Linked DNA regions of Homo sapiens: region 1 is linked to region 2. Evidence: chromatin contacts called from ENCODE POLR2A ChIA-PET data. All regions are on one chromosome and are shown on one strand. The core of a region is the stretch at or near the end of the contact, and the rest is flanking DNA. Distances in the headings are between cores, read along the strand shown. Region 1 overlaps SYNPO2 (synaptopodin 2). Region 2 overlaps SEC24D (SEC24 homolog D, COPII component).

Region 1 (5,691 bases), core at 2,354-4,853, 180 kb before region 2:
GATAAAACAAATACATCTCACTTTCTTCTCCCAGGTAAGATATGTTTCAGTGTCACCTGCCTAAGATATAGTTAGTGTGTTTTTTTCTTTAACTCATTCCCATTTGGGGGCATTTGCAAAGGGTTATGTCATGGATAATTTCTTTCCTGCCAATATTTTCTTAAAGTAATACTGTATTGATCTTTGGCAATTAAGCTGATATAATTACACATCTTGTATCAAAATTCTTTGTGTTCTTTGTACATTTTTTAAAACATGATCCTCTGCAAAAAGTACCAGTGGATAGGAAATAAGTTAAAAAGACAACATGACTCTGAAACATTGTCAGAAAATACTATTCTAGGAACTTTTGGTAGGTGCGAATAATAATGGCTCACATTTATTGAGTGTTTATGCTTGGCACAGCATTAAGTACTGTACTTCATTACCATTTAATAAACAGAAATGCCAGAAGATAAATACCATAATTATGCATGTTTCAAGTTTTATTAAGGAGCTGAGGTTCAGAGAGGCCAACTAGTCCAAGGTCATGCACAAGTCAGTGGTAAGGTAGGATGTCAACAAAGATCCTGACTGCAGTGCTTAACCACCACACCATTCTCTCTCTTATCTGTATAACACTAGCTCCTGATTGATGGTATATTTTAAATGTTAACTTTCAGCTAAACTCCACCACTGGGTATTTTTCAGGCATTCTATAAAATTGTTAGATACATCATACAAAGCCATTGAAAAACTACATAAGGCAATTATTTCCTTGTGCAAAGACATTAATTATCAAAATATTTCTCCTAAGAGAACTGAAACAAACATTCTAAGCATGATGGATTAAAGTTTTAAAAGTTATATTATTATTGGGTGTTTTTTTTGTAATTATTACTAGTTGGTAAAACACGGCCTGAACCATCGCCGTAACATAGAGCATCTAACTCTAGTTTGAATCAGCGTTAACAGTCAGTGAGTGGCTTAGCTTAGTTTTGGCTGATATTTGTTGCTATTTGACTCAAGTTGTTCTGCTACTCCCAATATGGATATGTCCATTTATTTTATTTATTTTGGTGGAGCCATTGCTTTATTTTTACTGTAGATATTCCAAAAATAATTAAGGAGTTAGCTAAGAAACTGGGGTTGGGGTAACTTGATTTCCCCAGGACTAAAGAGTTTCCCAAGAAGTATGAGTTTCAATTTTAGCACCAGGACAGTCCCAGGCAAACTGCAATGAATTGGTAGTCTACTGCGAGTAGACTGGTAGCATTATTTTATTAATTATCCTTTTATAACACTAATCTATCTCAAGTACACTTAATGTGCACTTGATTTGACACTAAAAAGCCATCCTAGATTAAGCCTATGTGGCCAAAGTAAAGCTGACATCAAAGAAAAGAACTTGAGGATAAAATTCTTGCCTAATCTAGGAATTCCCAGATTTTGAAGAGTAGTATCACAGCTTAGAAATTAAACTTTAACATGTAAAAAGCACAGTAATATCTTTAATAAACATCTTAACAGAAATTTGGTTGTACACAAATGTGGCGTTACTTCCACGTAGGTATGTAGCACTGAAAGCAACATAACTGTCAAGTAACGTTTTGCTAACACACACACCTCAATATGAGTGTTCCTCCTGAAACAGTCACCTTGAGAGGTACACACTTAGCACAGTGATGTTGATTTGGCATAAGACATTTCTAACACTCATTTTAAAATTGCCTTTAGAGTCAGATTTACTTAATTTATAGCCTGTCCTCAATTTTTATGAAAATGGCATTGGGAGTATGGATGACTTTCCTTATTCATCTTATATAGGGTTCAAGTAACTTAATTTTTTCCTAAAACCAAATTCCTGCCTCAGAGGGCAATGTTTACTACCACTGATGATATTCAAAAGAGCATGACACATGAAGACAGTTCCAAAAAGATATGACAGCATCTCTTTGATCAACGGCAGCATGTTAGCATGAAAAAACAACTCAAATTTTAAAGAGAGCAACTTTGAAGTTATAAATTCTATATAATTGTTCCCTTCCCCCACATCACTTATGTTAATTTAGTCATACCTTTTAACTGTCAGCTAAAAAGCCTATGATTTTGGTTCTCATGCTAAACCCTGACTTCAGCATTGTCATTCCATGTCTCAATCTACCTAATTATTTGCTCTGATACCGAGCCCCTCTCTTGTAGCTTGCAATGTTTTCTCCTCTGAAAATTACTTTTCCCCTTAGGGCTGCTGTCTTTACTTCTAAGATATCAGCAAGTTACCTTGTAATTGCTTCATGGAGAAGTCTGGGGACATGGTTGGTTGTGTGAGGTCTTTTTAGGTAAACTTGTCAACACACCATCCTTTAATAAAGTTTTTTTTCAACCTCAACACTATTGACTTTTTTTTTTTTTTGAGATGGAGTCTCGCTCTGTCACCCAAGCTGGAGTGCAGTGGCATGATCTTGGCTCACTGCAACCTCTGCCTCCCAGGTTCAAGAGATTCTCCTGCCTCAGCCTCCCAAGTAGCTGGGATTACAGGCGCATGCCCCCATGCCCAGCTAATTTTTGTATCTTTAGTAGAGATGGAGTTTCACTATGTTGGCCAGGATGGTCTCGAACTCCTGACCTCAAGTGATCTGCCTACCTTAGCCTCCCAAAGTGCTGGGATTATAGGTGTGAGCCACTGCACCTGACCAACTGACATTTTAGGTTAGATAATTTTTTGTTGTTAGGGGAGCTGTCCTGTGTATTGCAGGAAGTTTAGCAGCATCTCTGGCCTCTATCCACTAGATGCCAGTTGTGACAACCACAATGTCTCCGGTCATTGCCAAATGTCCCCTGTGGCAACATTATCCCCAGTAAAGAACCATTGGCTGACACAGGGATGTAGAGATGAGTCATTCTCTTTATAGGGTTTTAAGTAATACATTATACTGCTGAGCCAGATTAAACTTTGAAAGGAAAGAAAAAAACCCTCACATTTAAAGTAAATGAAAATATGTTTTAATTAATTGATAGAGCAAAATCTAAATTTAGAAAAAAATGTTGTGCTTTCCAGGTGAAACACGAACTATGTATACAAGATAGAAAGCTGTCCATTCATTCTTTCATTCAGTCAATATTTACTGAGCATATACCAAGTGCCAGAGACCCCATGCCGGGCACAGGGGTTACAGTGGTGAACAAGATAGACAGATGTCTGCTCTCAAGAAACAACATAGCAAGTTTGGGACATGTGTTACAATATAGTGAGATACGTACCTTCCCACAATAGGTGGTAGAGTAGTGCATTTATTAATCATGTTTTTTATATTCTGTATTTTATGATGTTTTGATATTTTGATGGAATAGAAAGGCTTGAGGGCTGGGGAGAGACTGTCCTTCCCAGAGCTAGTTAATTCCTAATATGATAAATAACTTGCCGTCCAGTATTCCTTTCATATGTAAACCAAGCATTAGTGAGTCCATCTCCCTAACCACTTCCTTTATCTCTCACACACTAAGCCAATATTTCCTGCCCTAAATCAACACAGGACTAGAAACCCAGCCAACCAGGGATAGCTCCTATGTCCCAAAGCCTGCCAGAATTATTAAAACTGGCTAACCCTAAACTGTTTCCCCTGACTCGCCTTGCCTTTCCTACGGAAAACACAGTAAAGGCGGTGGCCTCTGCCTTCCCCTCGTTCTTTTCTGCTTTCTGAATGGCACTGGTGTTTCCCCGTGTGGTCTGCATAGTGGGGCTGCCTCCTCCTTTCGGGAAATGTAAGTCATAAAAAGCTTAGTGGCATGAGCCTCTGCCTCTCCATGTTATCATTCAGTCACCTCTACAAATTAAAATCATTGAGACAAGAAGCAGACAGAAAGGGGACCCTATCCCAGTCAGAGGGGCCAGAAAAGCTTCCCTGAGGAAGGATTAGAGTCAGTAAGGTGAATACATGAGAAATAAATGTCATCCAAGGATAAAAAATGTATAAATGGCCTGGTATAGGCAAGTTGCAGTAGGAGACTGGGAGGGCAGATTCATTTAGGGTGTTTATCTTGAAGGCAATTGGAAGCCATTAAATATTTGATTCAGGTGGTCAGGTTTGATCTCTCTTATTAGGAAGATCCTTCTGGTTGCATTGTGAGGAAAGAGCTGGACAGATGCCAGTTAGTGGACTAGTGAAGCAATGTAGGAAAACATTGACAGTGTCCTGAATGCAGTTGGTGACTGGGAATGAACAGAACGTGACAAACTGGAAAGATGTTCAAGATGAGGAACTAAGTAGAGCTGATGAATTGAAAGGGAGGAGGAGAAAGGAAGAAGTCAAGGTTTCTGGCTCAAAAACCTGACTAGATTTGTCTGGTAGTGTCTTTCACTGAGACAAAGAACCCAGGAAGAGAATCCAATCTGGAGGGAAGGTTGAATTTGAGGTGTCTGTTAGACATGAAAGTCGACATGTCCAATACTCAGTTGGATGTGCTGCTCTGGAGCAGGGAAGAGAGATGCTCTACAGGTGGAACATTTACAAATTACGTCCCAGTGATTTTAAACTCACTTACAAGGAACAGTAACGGCAGCTATGAGATGACCCTGAAAGAGGGAGCTGAATGAAGAGTCCAGGGCAGAACCCGGAGGAGCACCAACATGAATCAACAGGAACAAGAGGAGTCCTCAAAGCAGAGCGAGATGGGGGTGACAGGAGAGAGGTGGGAGGTGGGAGGAAAAGCATTGTCTGGAATGCTCTCACTCCTCCACTTCCTCCCAGCCTCACTCTGTCAGTGTCCCCTTCATCATCTGAAAAACCATCCTGTCCAGCGTCTTTGTTGAAGACTCAGCCCCAAGCATTGCTTCTTTTGGGTGCTTTCCCTGACTACTCCCAGGTAGGGGTGGGGGTCCGACCGCACCCCTTACAGCACCGACCTCATCATACTAATGTCTCCCTCAGTGGCAGGGACCAGTTTTCTCACCATCTTGTCCTCAGTCCAATAACGAGCACATAGTGGGTATTCAATACATATTTGTCAAATGAATGAAAAAAAAATGAAAGCTTGCATGCTTTCACAAGTTGTAAGGCAGTCCTTTGGGTAATTAGCTGAAAACAGTTTACTCTTATTTCAGAAGTAATTCTAATGTTTTCTAACCCACAGATGTTTAGAAATAGAAAATTAGAGGGGAGAGAAGACAGAACTAGAAGAGCACATGCTCACACACACTGACAGAAACGCTGAGAGCTTAAAAGAGAGAAAAGGCGGCCAGGCGCAGTGACTCACACCTGTAATCCCACCACTTTGGGAGGATCATGAGACGGACGGATCATGAGGTCGAGAGATCGACACCAGCCTGGCCAACATGGTGAAACCCCGTCTCTACTAAAAATACAAAAATTAACTGGGCTTGGTGGCGTGTACCTGTGGTCCCAGCTACTCGAGAGGTTGAGGCAGGAGAATCGCTTGAACCCGGGAGGCGGAGGTTGCAGTGAGCCAAGATTGCATCACTGCACTCCAGCCCGGGGACAGAGCAAGACTCCATCTCAAAAAAAAACAAAAAAAAAAAAAAAAAGAAGAGAGAAAGGGCTAAAAGGCTAAAATGCTTTGTGTGTGGCACTCTAATGCCCTTTAGTGCCAAGCCAGCACATTCACACAGTTTAACAAAACACAGTTCAAAAAGTGATATTACGTGAGAACACTGAGTCTCTAAGGAGCTTAAACCATGACGGGTAACTCTATTAG
Region 2 (5,435 bases), core at 478-2,977:
ATGAGAAAGAATTTGAAGAGTTGCCTATATAGAGGTGCTGGTTAAAACTGAGCAAATGAACGAGATTTCTGTGATGGACGTGGGTGGGAGGAGAGAAGTTGGATAAAGATGAGAAAATGAAAAACAGAAGCAACAGTTAGAGAACTGGGAGAGGAAATGATGCTTCAGTGTCCTGGCAGCTAAGAGAGCCAAAGTGGTCTGGTGTGCCTGAAGTTGCAAAGAGATAGAAGAGATCTAGGATAAGAGCTGGATTTTTATTTCAAGTCACTGTACTTTGCAATCTGGATGGTTCAGTGACCTTTAAGAGAGCAGTTGTAGTAAGGTGGCATGGAAAACCAGCATTTTATAGAGTACATACATGTTAAGCTTGGCTGGACAAAGCCAGCTGGATTGAATGGGTAGAGAAATAGATTAAGAAAGCTAATGATGAAGCCATGACAGTTATCTAGGCACAAGATGACAAGCTTTCAGATGGTTAAGAGTAGGGATGGGCCGAAACATTGTTAAAGAATCATTCTGAAAGTGAAAACAATGGGACTCAGTTATTGAAGGAAAAGGAACAGCCAAATCTAATTTCACACTTTGAAGCCTTGAGTTGGCATGTAGTGACGTTATTCCCATATAGAGAAATGGGAAGAGAATGTGATTTAGAGGAACGATGAATTAATTTTGAATATTTCAAAAACCAGTTATAGTGAAGCATTTCTGTAGAAATGTGCAAATTGGAGATGTGGAAAATATTCCATGAGGAATTGGTAATGCTGATAGAAGAGATTAAAAGAATGGTACAGCACACTTGGGTTTGTCACAAAGAGGTTTTGATTTAACTAATGGAAAGGTTGTTATTTTCATCCATTATAAATCAGCACAAGTCTATGCTGTGAATTAAAGTAGGTGTGAATCAGGAATGATTTGCAATAAAAATTATTCACATAGCAGAATTCCTTCATTTCTTTGTTGGTCTGATTTTGGCAAAGGCTTGAAGTTTTCAGGATGATGATTTTTAAGTCCTATAATTTGTTTTTATTTAAAATGAAGGATTTTATTTTAAAAAGTTATCTCTAGCCTTGTAGTGGATATAGAATGAATCAGAAAGATAATTTACAGACATTGTCATCTAATTTTAAAATAATTAAAATACAATTTTAGAAAATTTTTGTGATTTATTATGAAGTTAAAAATTAAGTTGGTCTAAATTCTTTATTCCGTATGTAGGTCACTAAAGTTGTTTGCCTGTGGCTCTCTTTTCTAAATATTTTGTAAGATGCAACTGAAGGATCACTTCCTAAAAGCTGTTTGAACACCAGCCAGTAAAGGGACCAACAACTAAAAAACATGTTCGTAGCAGCTGCTTTATGTCACAGTGATTATTTTAAACAGATAAAGAAAACGCCTGACGTTCTATGTTACCGCAAATATGTAAAAAACTAGGTCAGTACTTAAAAATATAGTACAGTTTTCAAAAGTATACAGTTATATTTTCATACACAATTTCATATCTTTAAAATGGAAAGAGTTGATAGAAGAAGAGAGTCTAAAATAGTGACATCCAAGTTAATGAAGTTTTATTACAGTTTCAAAAACAAACACTATTATATGTATTCTTTTTTAGCATAATTTTTTAGTGTGCCAAACATATTTCGACCTGTAAGGCAGAGTGTTACAAGCAAGTCTGGCCATGATTCTGTACTTTCCCTTCAGCAACTGTAATAATAAAGCTTTGCAAAAGTGAACCTTCTGTGCTAGATGTCGTAATAGTGTCTAATTCAATACTAACCCAGGTCATAGCCTGGAAAATAAACAACTTCTTTTATCTTTTTAATAGCATCTGAAACCAGATGCTCTAGATATTCTGGAAAAATGATTTAATTCCACAGATGGTATATCCTAAATATTAAATGAAACATCTGATGACTTTCAAGAGTTTCTAATGAGTATTGACATTTGATTATGCAATGTATTTACTTTATTTATGTGATGTGTTTGCTTTCCTATAGAAGAGTAAGCCTCCCAACCCACCAGCCTTTATCTTCATGATTGATGTTTCATATAGTAACATAAAGAATGGACTTGTCAAGCTCATATGTGAAGAACTGAAGACCATGCTGGAAAAAATTCCAAAGTAAGGCAACCGTCATTCTTTTTACAACTTATACATTATTGCCTAATTAATTTATTGGCCAGAAGATAAGTGCTGAATGACCAATTGATTTTTTTTGCTAATGAGGACACTGGGTAATTAGTCATAAATCAAACAGCATCATTGTTTTGAGTCCTTAGAAAGTTAGAGTGATCTTTTGTACAAAGCAAAAGAAACAAACTGATAAAAAGAAATGCTATGGTAAAGAACTTTCAAAGTACATTATAAATTATAAGAAGAATCCCAACAGTGTGGTAGGAAAGACTTTGGATGTGTTATTCACTTTTCAAAGCATTGATTTTCCAATGGACACTAGTAGTTGCTGAGCATGGCAGAGTTCGAAGGGATGACAGGAAACTGAACTGTTGTCTTATGGCAGAGATGGTAGATTTTTAAGCAATTTCCTTTTGCCCTTATGATAAGCTGTCCAACCCATTTGCAGCTTTACTGCCTCTGTGTCCTGTAACTTAACAGCCTGAGGTGCACCACATTCCTTGCCATTGCAAGAGGGCAGCAAGGAAAGGCGAAAAACTAATTCTAATAACTAACAGATGAACATACCTTAGACCTTACTCAAGACTTCAGACTGTGCTTTAAAAAGGCTGTTGGGCATATTACCTGCTTTAATACAAAGAAGTAAATCAAACTGATGGCAGTCTTACCATAAGAAATATAAAGTTACACACATACACAGCCCAAAACAAATTTCAGGAGAGAAAAAACAACCAGATTTGTTTTGAAAAATAAAGAGGAAAAAATGTATCTTGGCTTGAATAAAAGCTTTTAAGAGCGGTATTTGGAAACTAGCATGGAATAACTAACACTATCCTTTTATTTTTCTCTCTTATTGCCTCTCCTAAAACTAATATCAAACGTGGCTATTTTAAAATTATCTTATTATAAAAACTAGTTGTTTAGGATGAGGAATAACATCTAGTAAGGAGATTCATGAGCAGGGAGAATGCCATCCCTCATGCGAGGAAATATGAACAGGCTGGGAAATGTTGTCTGTAACCTAGTCCCTACGTGTCCCACCCCCAACCTGTCTCCCTGAACATCAACAATCTTTGTTCTGGAAAAGGATGTTTTTCTGGAGGGTGGGTTGTTGGCTTCAGCCCTTAGAGCTCCATGAATCTTTGGGTGCCCATTCCTCTGTATTCTTTGCACATATGACTGGTGCTTTGGGAGATGTGAGGCTCAGACAAATGAACTCTGGACCTCCCAGGAGTGGTTTTGTTTGTATCTGTGAAGCTGAAGTCATAATATTTTCGAAGATGGTTTGGAAAAGCAGTGGGGATGTTTAAAAAACACCGAGGCAATTTCAAACTAAATTCTAAAATGAAGAATGAGCTGGGAGCAAGTTGAAGATGGTGGCATAAGAAAGGCGTCTGATGCCTGCAGATGTGTTTGTGACTGTAGTTTCCCTTACCCTATTCTTAAGGAAACTTGAGAAGTATGGATTTTCTGCTGAATATGATGTATTTTATTACAGAACTCTCTCATGGGGTTGGTTTAATCTGAATTTGAACTTGATTAGCATGAAAGAAAACTACTCTAATTGCTGGAAATGGTCTTTCTCTCTTTTCCTTCTCTCAAACTGGTTCAACTTAGGCTAATCTATTATCCTAGACAGTTACTTCACCAGTCCCTTGTTCCTTATCAATGCTGGTGATATGAAGCTAATAGCCTGTTGATATAAGTTATGAAATCATACTCTTTCCTTTGGTGTCATTATAACTTTATGTACCATTGGAGCACAGATGTGTGACTTTGGCAAAAGATAGGAGGAAAAAATAAAAGGATACTGTTGGTTATTCTCTGCCACTATTCCGATCTCTCTTTTAAAAGATTTTATTCAAGCCAATTACCTTTTTCTACTTTATCTTTTAAAACAAATCTGGTTGTTTCTTCTCCCCTGAAATTTATTTTGGGCTGTGCATATGTGTAACTTTATTTTTTTTAAGGTAAGATTGTCATCAATTTGATCTACTTGCCAAACAGCTTTTTAAAAAGCACAGTCTGAAGTCTTGATTAACATCTGAGAGTGTGTTAATCTCTTAGCTGATCTTTTGAAAAAGGAAGGCCTCATTCTTTACTATTTAACTTTGAATTTATACCTTTGGCCTCTCAAGGTCGCCAGACTTTTCTGACTTCTCTGGAACAGGAAAGAAAAGATTTGAATGTTTCATCTGTTATTCAGATCAAGCTCTTTAGTTATTTTGCCTTTTTTTTTTTTTTGTCTGTTTGTTTTTAATGCTGCTGTAACTAAAACGTTCCAAATGCTTGATCTTAAAATTTTCTGGTTCATCTAGTTACCAATGTCTTCAGTATTGCTCTGTCAGGTTCATTCCATTAAAATGATGATGGGTCAAGCATTGAGAGAAGTAATCATTGAAAAAAAGAACATCAATGTATTAGTCTTTATGAAATCTCTTATATAACTTCACAAAACATGTCTAGAATTAATAGGAAGGAGAGGCTGAAAATTAGTTTTCTTCTGGATATGATTTAATAAGGCAGTTACACCGTTGAAGAAAATTTTAGGACAGTTCTGTTTCTCAAACAAATAAAAAAAAGTTCCCATGGAGACCAGTACTAATATTTTGCAATAATGTAGGATGTTCTGATTAGATGCTTTTAAAAAATGTTAATTTAGATCTTAAGTGAACCCTGTGAATCCCAGGATACTCCTTTCCCGTCACTTGAAAATGTCCAAATCCAATGGGAAATAGTAATCTAGTTTTTCCTCTGTAGATTTTCTTTTATGTATTTTGCCTTAGTTGATTCTAAATTAACTATTAAAAGAGAATAAAAGCCCTTTGTGATTTGCTGGGATATTTTTCACCTAATGTCATAAAAAGTTTTACTGGGAAATGGGAGCTTAACTAGTGGTGTGCTGGTAAGCTCTCAAAAAAATAAAGCCTTAATTTGTAGTGTTAGCTCAATCCATGGTGTCAGTGCTTCTAGCCAGGCTGGTTCTAAACTATCAGGGTGACATGACTAAACTGGAGTTGGGAAGAAATGTATACTATTGGGTTATCAGTTGGGGCTCTAACTTGACATCCCAAATCCAGTTTTTCACCATCATGATAGTCATCCTCAGTTAAATATCGAATTCCCCACATTGTACCCGACCCTCAGGGGACAGATAACATAAGCTTTGGGTCCTGTCCTTTATTAGCATGCAGTCAAGGACTTGTGACTAAAAGGTACCTTATGCTAAGAGCCCAATGAGAATGATTTATAAGTGTTTAGAAGAGGAAATGACTTCTAATTGGTAGCATCGGGGAGATTT

The links. ChIA-PET counts read pairs that join two places held with the same protein, here RNA polymerase II (POLR2A).
Region 1: POLR2A ChIA-PET joins it to region 2 with 11 read pairs in activated T-cell. The contact joins two enhancer-like sites. POLR2A ChIA-PET finds 5 or more read pairs at or near these places in 4 of 52 experiments (AG04450, OCI-LY7 and activated T-cell).

The regions. Positions count from the first base shown.
Region 1 is chr4:118,939,808-118,945,498 of GRCh38, reverse strand. The region is part of intron 1 of SYNPO2 (synaptopodin 2); the gene reads right to left. Among named protein-coding and RNA genes, the nearest start is that of SYNPO2-AS1, 42 kb to the left of the region's middle. Within about 2 kb of position 3,603, at least 7 of the 41 ENCODE cell types and tissues checked have a DNase peak (open chromatin) inside an H3K27ac peak, as active enhancers do.
Region 2 is chr4:118,754,408-118,759,842 of GRCh38, reverse strand. It overlaps SEC24D (SEC24 homolog D, COPII component), which reads left to right. Exons shown (of 23, transcript NM_014822.4): 11 at 1,998-2,122. Among named protein-coding and RNA genes, the nearest start is that of METTL14, 72 kb to the right of the region's middle. Within about 2 kb of position 1,727, at least 5 of the 41 ENCODE cell types and tissues checked have a DNase peak (open chromatin) inside an H3K27ac peak, as active enhancers do.